2 separate regions of the Homo sapiens genome follow, and region 1 is linked to region 2. Evidence: read pairs that join two places in POLR2A ChIA-PET (ENCODE). Cell type or tissue: MCF 10A. All regions are shown on one strand. Each heading gives the region's core, and the rest is flanking DNA. Links, peaks and the distances in the headings are about the cores only. Region 1 overlaps ZNRF1 (zinc and ring finger 1). Region 2 overlaps ZNRF1 (zinc and ring finger 1).

What was found. Peaks named below come from ENCODE experiments on the same cell type or tissue, not always from the same donor. Only the 100,000 strongest peaks of a DNase experiment are listed, where the experiment ranks them.
Region 1: POLR2A ChIA-PET joins it to region 2 with 55 read pairs; 8 of 35 experiments call an interaction of 5 or more read pairs at or near these places.

What each region holds. Positions count from the first base shown.
Region 1 is chr16:75,010,558-75,013,466 of GRCh38, reverse strand. All of the region lies in intron 1 of ZNRF1 (zinc and ring finger 1), which reads right to left. Among named protein-coding and RNA genes, the nearest start is that of ZNRF1, 13 kb to the right of the region's middle. RefSeq lists enhancers at 1,138-1,227, 1,538-1,647. In MCF 10A, for the core only: no CTCF peak of the experiment used is centred there; DNase peaks (open chromatin) are centred at 1,406 and 1,696.
Region 2 is chr16:75,107,642-75,110,550 of GRCh38, reverse strand. It overlaps ZNRF1 (zinc and ring finger 1), which reads right to left. Exons shown (of 5, transcript NM_032268.5): 5 at 1-2,818. Among named protein-coding and RNA genes, the nearest start is that of LDHD, 7.7 kb to the left of the region's middle. RefSeq lists enhancers at 1,262-1,341, 1,372-1,521, 2,716-2,885. In MCF 10A, for the core only: no CTCF peak of the experiment used is centred there; a DNase peak (open chromatin) is centred at 1,390.

The DNA.
Region 1 (2,909 bases), core at 310-2,809, 97 kb after region 2:
GCTGAGGCAGAAGAATCGCTTGAACCCGGGAGGCAGAGGTTGCAGTGAGCTGAGATCACGCCACTGCACTCCAGCCTGGCGACAGAGTGAGACTCCATCTCGGAAAAAAAAAAAAAATTGAATGGACAGAAAAAGTAAGAGTCAGGGCTCCAGGCTGGAACTCATGATAAGACTTACCCTGTGGGCCCTCAAGTAAAGAGACAGAGAAGTAATTCTTACTCCTTTATAAAGGTGATCATCACTTTTCTCTGTGTTCTGAACTCCTTAGGCAAAAGATACTTTATAATTACTTGTATGCTGTCATATGAAAGTGTTGAACCTCTACTATATAACCTAAGAAAAATTGGTCCTTTCTGAACAGAGGTTCCTAATTGCTTTTTCCTTGTTTGAAGGAGTTAAAAGTCATTGTTGAAGGATGTATCTCTAATCCTACAGAACTGATGCCTTCAAGAAAACTCACTCCCACAATTCTCTCTCCTGGTTCCATGCCTGTGCCCTTTATTATGTTTTGCTGGCTCTTATGCATCAAATGCTCACTTCCTGTTTCCCCTTTATTGAGCTCTGGAGACCTGGAACCGGTAACAGGCTTTGAAGAAAAGTACAAAGCCAGGAAAACACAGAAGACAGGCCATGACTCTCCAAAGGAAAGCAAATCTTAACACATTTCTAATAACCGTTCAGCCCTTCCCGTCTGTAGCTTATGTAAGATAGTGGTTCAGACATGAGTCCCGAGAAACTGTAAATAATGAAGTTGAAAACAGCTAAAACTCACGCTAGGTTGGCAGAAAAGTTTAAGACAGGCAACTGAGATTTGATATCATAATTCTGGCTTGTTCTAAGCTCTCAGTATCCCTAAATGTTTCATTTTCACTATGCCACAAGGAGGCTGACTGGGTGGCGTCTCCTCTGGGCGCCACTCTAAATGCTTTAGACCTAAAATCTTAGAAGAGCACAGACGACCTTATATGAATCCACTTTTTGTAAAGTGTGCCATGATCAGTGCCAAGCACCAAGCTGACCATATGGAAAAGGGGGGCACAGACAGTAAGGAAATTCCCCATGACCTCTAGATTCTCATCATTAGGTCCACAGCCATCCTTTAATCCAGAAAGCTGATGTTCTGCCTATAAATGGCTTCTGGCTCTCTAACCCAAGGCCTCCTTCCATCTCATGATCCTTTTACACTACAACGGTGTTTTAATTGAAACTCCAGTCTCACTGGTCATGCTACTGCAGCAATTCACTGAGCACAGGCTTCTCTGTTCTATTCTGCTGTCCTGCACTTTGAATTCAGGGCTTGGTGTCAGCATGGAAAGCACCAGCGTTCTGATATGGCAGCCTTTGGTTATGTTCCCCTCAAGGGATTTATCATCCACAACCTACTCAAATCCCTCCCCCAACAGCTACCAAAAATTCCCCTGGTGAGAAATGCTATTATGAGAAGGGGTGGTGGCTGCTTTATGACTCACACTGTTTCATTAAAAAGATTTTTTTTTCAAACAAATTTTCAGTAGAGGAATCCAAAGGTTTTCCAAAGCCACAGCAAAACAGAACAGCTCATAATACTATTTCTCAAAGGTCTGCCACTTCATAGGAGATTCCTATACCTCAAAAAACTGGAGACATTTAGATTCACTATCCTTTTGTGCTGCCCTTGGCCTCTGGGTTGAGGAAGCAAGTAGGAAATGGATCAATTAAACACAGCCAACATGACTGGGCTCGTCAGATATTAAGATGGATGGCAGCTAGCTTGCAAGTCAGCCCTTATCACAGGTCTTAAGACTTGCTTATAGCTTTCCAGGGCACTGGCTGCAATGGCATGAATGTTTCAGTCATAGCTAACCAGAGTTGAGGAAATCTAATAATATAGGATGTACATGGGTATTTAGGAACACTTGTTATAGCAGCAGGCAGAGCTATAAAAAAGTGTCTTTGGCCAGGCATGGTGGCGTGTGCCCACAGTCCCAGCTACTCAGGAGGCTAGGGTAGGAGGATGTCTTAAGCCCAGGAGTTCATGTCCAGCCTGGGCAACATAGTGAGACCTTGTCTCTGAAAAAAAGTTTGTTTTTAGTTAAAAAATAAAAGTTTCTTCGAAAAGCTGACTTAAATGCTGTTATACTTTTGATATTAAATGGTTACACCATTTAGATCATTTACACAATCTAAATGGACTAGAACAATATTACAGAAAACTAATTTGTTAGGTTGGAATCCCAAGGGCTCCCTCAAATCCTTGTAGGATTCCCAGAATACTCAGGCAGGCAGCAGGATAAAAGAATCTTAATGGCTCTCTCCAAAAAAGGCACCTTCTCCACAGGGAAAAGGTTATTTAAGATGGAAACAAAATGAAAAGATCTCCAAAAAGCTAAGAAGTATGTGCAAAATGACCACGTCAGATGAGGCCTGTGATCTTAGGTTCTCCTACCTCTGTTCCTGAATCCAGGTTAAAGCTTCTCCCAGCTGGGCATGGTGGCTCACGCCTGCAATCCCAGCACTCTGGGAGGCCAAGGTGGGCGGATCACTTGAGGTCAGGAGTTCAAGACCAGCCTGGCCAATTGGCGAAACCCCATCTCTACTAAAAGTACAAAATTAGCCGGCTGTGGTGGCACATGCCTGTAATTCCAGCTACTTGGGAGGCTGAAGCAAGAGAATTGCTTGAGCCCAGGAGGCAGAGGTTGCAGTGAGTGGAGATCATGCCACTGCACTCCAGCCTGGTGACAGAGCGAGACTCCTCAAAAAAAAAAAAACAAAAAAACAAAAAAAAACAGTACAGTACAGAGGTGACTAATTTCAGAACAACTCTTTATGAAGTATGGATTAATTACTTTTCAGAGGGCTCAAGCTACTACCAACAAGAAAGTTGGAGCACTCCTATGACAAGTCTGATTCACCAAGACCAAGATGAGAGA
Region 2 (2,909 bases), core at 85-2,584:
TTACACATTTCTTGAAGGCATTCACCTATATAATCCAGCATCTATCTCCTAAGAATGAGGACATTTTCCCATGAACTGCAGTACCGTTAAATGGCTATTAGAGGAATGGTTGGTCTTTGTGAGGGTCTCACGTCCAGGAACCTCATCAAAGTGTGCTAGGCCCTTAGCAGAGAGGGTAGAACCTGCTCGCCGGCTCCCTCACCTTCTCTCCCATCCCAGAAAGGCAGAACAGGGGCAACACAGGATTCTGGAGAGCTGTCCAGATAGAGGATCACAAACATGAGCTCCACCTGGGAAACACAGACAGCCCCAATCCCACCCCCACAACAAGAGCAGGCAACCTGGGTCCAAATTCAGAGGACACCACAGCCGGCAGAGGGCTGCAGCATGCCAGGTAGGACGGAAGTCGCTGGGGGTGGGGATGAGCACCAGCCCCTAGAGCCTGGAATAGCACCCGGCGTGGGCTACAGCCCTGCCCCACCCACCTCACAGCTGCTCGGCTCACCCATGGCACTGCCAAAGCAGCAGGCTTAAGCCGCCAAGGCGGGCACATGAAGCCTCCATTTCCAGGTCCAGGGGTCAGGCAAGGAGATCTCCTTCAGGGCTGGGCCCTGCCTCGCCAGCTTTGCTGGTGGAATTAAATATAGCACAGGGAGACACAGTTGCCAGGCAGAAGCAGGAGGTGCTGTGAATAGAACAGTGCCCTTTGTGGTGACAAAGCTATGGGGAGCCTGCTGTGCATGTGCCAAGACCTGCAGGGCAGCTCCCCCAGCCCCCACAGGGACCTCTGAGCTGCATGGTTTTGTCCCCGCTTCACATGTGAAATATCTGAAGTTCAGATGAAGTCGTTTCCCCAAGATCATTCTGCCAAGTAGGAGAGCCTGAATGCACAGTCTAGAGCCCACGTTCCTGCCACCGACTCACAACAGCCCCAAGGTCTTCACCCCAGACGGGTCCCGCGCTGAGACCCAGGCTCTGAACCACCGAGTCTTCTTTAGTGTTTCTCCGCTGGCCCTGGCTCACGTTTGCCCACTGGCCTGTTGTGAATGCCCTTGCACAGAGTAGGTGCTTCTGGAAGCATCTGATGGAGGGTGACTGCGGAGCCAGGGGCCGTGGCAGCAGGGGGATGGTCCAGCACATCAGGCGGGCCTGAGAAGGGTCAGAGCAGAGAGGCGGTGGAGTCGTCTCCCTCTAGAGCTTTCCTTCGCTGGCTCTGCAGGAGGCTCTGGAATGCTGCTCCGGGAGCCCGCTGGGCACGGGGACACAGGCCAGGCCTGCACTGCTGCTCCCTGCCCCGAGCTGCCTGCCCAGCCCGCATTTTGCCAACTTTTGTGAGCCTGAGCAGTTGGTTCTGGTTCAAGGGCTCTGAGCTGGCACAGCCCCAAACCAGGGCCTCTTCCTGGGCCTCAATGAAGCATGCCCGTGAGTCAGCACTGAGACGCAAACTGAACAACAGGCAGGGCGAGTGGAACGTGGGATGGGGAGCAAAGGCTGGAAGGAGGGGGGCTGGGCCCACACCTGGAAGAACCCACATCCTTGCAGCCTCCGGTGGCTGCAACATCTTGGCCCCTGCAGATCTTTTCAGAGGTCCAGCACAATGACTCCACAGAGGGCTGACTGGTTCCATGATGCTTAAGAGGTTAGGAAGCTTGTAGGAGGCACGCCTGACTTGCCACTCCCTCCACCCAGGCCTGACTATCTGAGGACCAATTCACACACCTGGAGCCCCGAGTAGCAGCCTGAAGGAATGCTAAGGAGGTAGGTGAGGGAGTGGGGGGCAGGCCCTTGCCCCCATTTCTTGATTGTATAACACTTCATTAAAATAAAATCACGCAGTGCCATCTTTTATTAGACATTTTAATACCATATCAAAACACCTTGACTAATGAAGAAAGCTTTTCTCCCAAGCTTTGAACATTTTTTTAAACATTTTATAAGTTTTTTTTTGTATTTTAATATATAAATACAGAAACCTATCTTGCATGGGCTGATGCCACGTGTGAACATCAATGGCTAAAATGTTCTCAAACATAGTGCCTGAAAACAGGGGTAGCTGTACATATTTCTTAGTAAGTCTTTTTTTGTTTAAGTTTTCTGAAAAAAAAAATCCACGAGGGCCTAAGAATAATGTTCAGGCATTTTTGCAGGACACTTGTGATTGTTAAATCCTCTGAACTGACCGGAACCAGGAGGAAAGAAGGGAAAAGAGATGGGATCAGTAGGAAGAAAGTTCTCAATGGGTTGTTTTTTGGCAATGAAGTCAAGATATTAGGGTCTCAAGGGGAGAAAAGAGCAAAAAACCAGCCAGAAAAATAGAGGGAAAAAACCAAACAAACCCAAAGTAGAGAAGTTGGTGGTGGAGAGGGCCAGTTGGGGCAGGGGAAGAGACCGTGTGCTCGCCCGCCGTCAGAAGGCTGGCAGCGAGGCCTTAGCTGTGTTCGTCTGTCACTGAGTGGGTTATGGCTGGGCAGCAAACAGCAAGCTGTAAACATCACGAGGGAAAACACCAGTCGACACTAGACTTTTTTTTTATATAATTTTTTTTTGTAAACACTTTAAAGACAGACCCACAATGCCTTTCAAAGATGAAAAAGAAAATGCCCTTTCCCTCCTGGGCTGAGGGGTGAGGGGAAGGATAGCAGTTGATTCATTCTTCTCTCAAACTTGCTCTCATCCAATTTGGTGTCCTCAGGGAGGAAGGGAGAACCATGATCTGGAAGTCAGTGCAGAAGGGGTGCCCTGTTCCCGCTGGTGTCCCAAGCTCAGCTCTGCCCCAGGGTCCGGTGAGCCTCCTCCCTGGAGCAGGGGCGCTCTGTCCCTGTGTGGACCGTAATAAATAAGTCGTGCTCCATCGGGCCGAGGGCTGTCTGCTCATCCCAGGGCAGCTGCATCCCAAGAGGGCAGGCGGG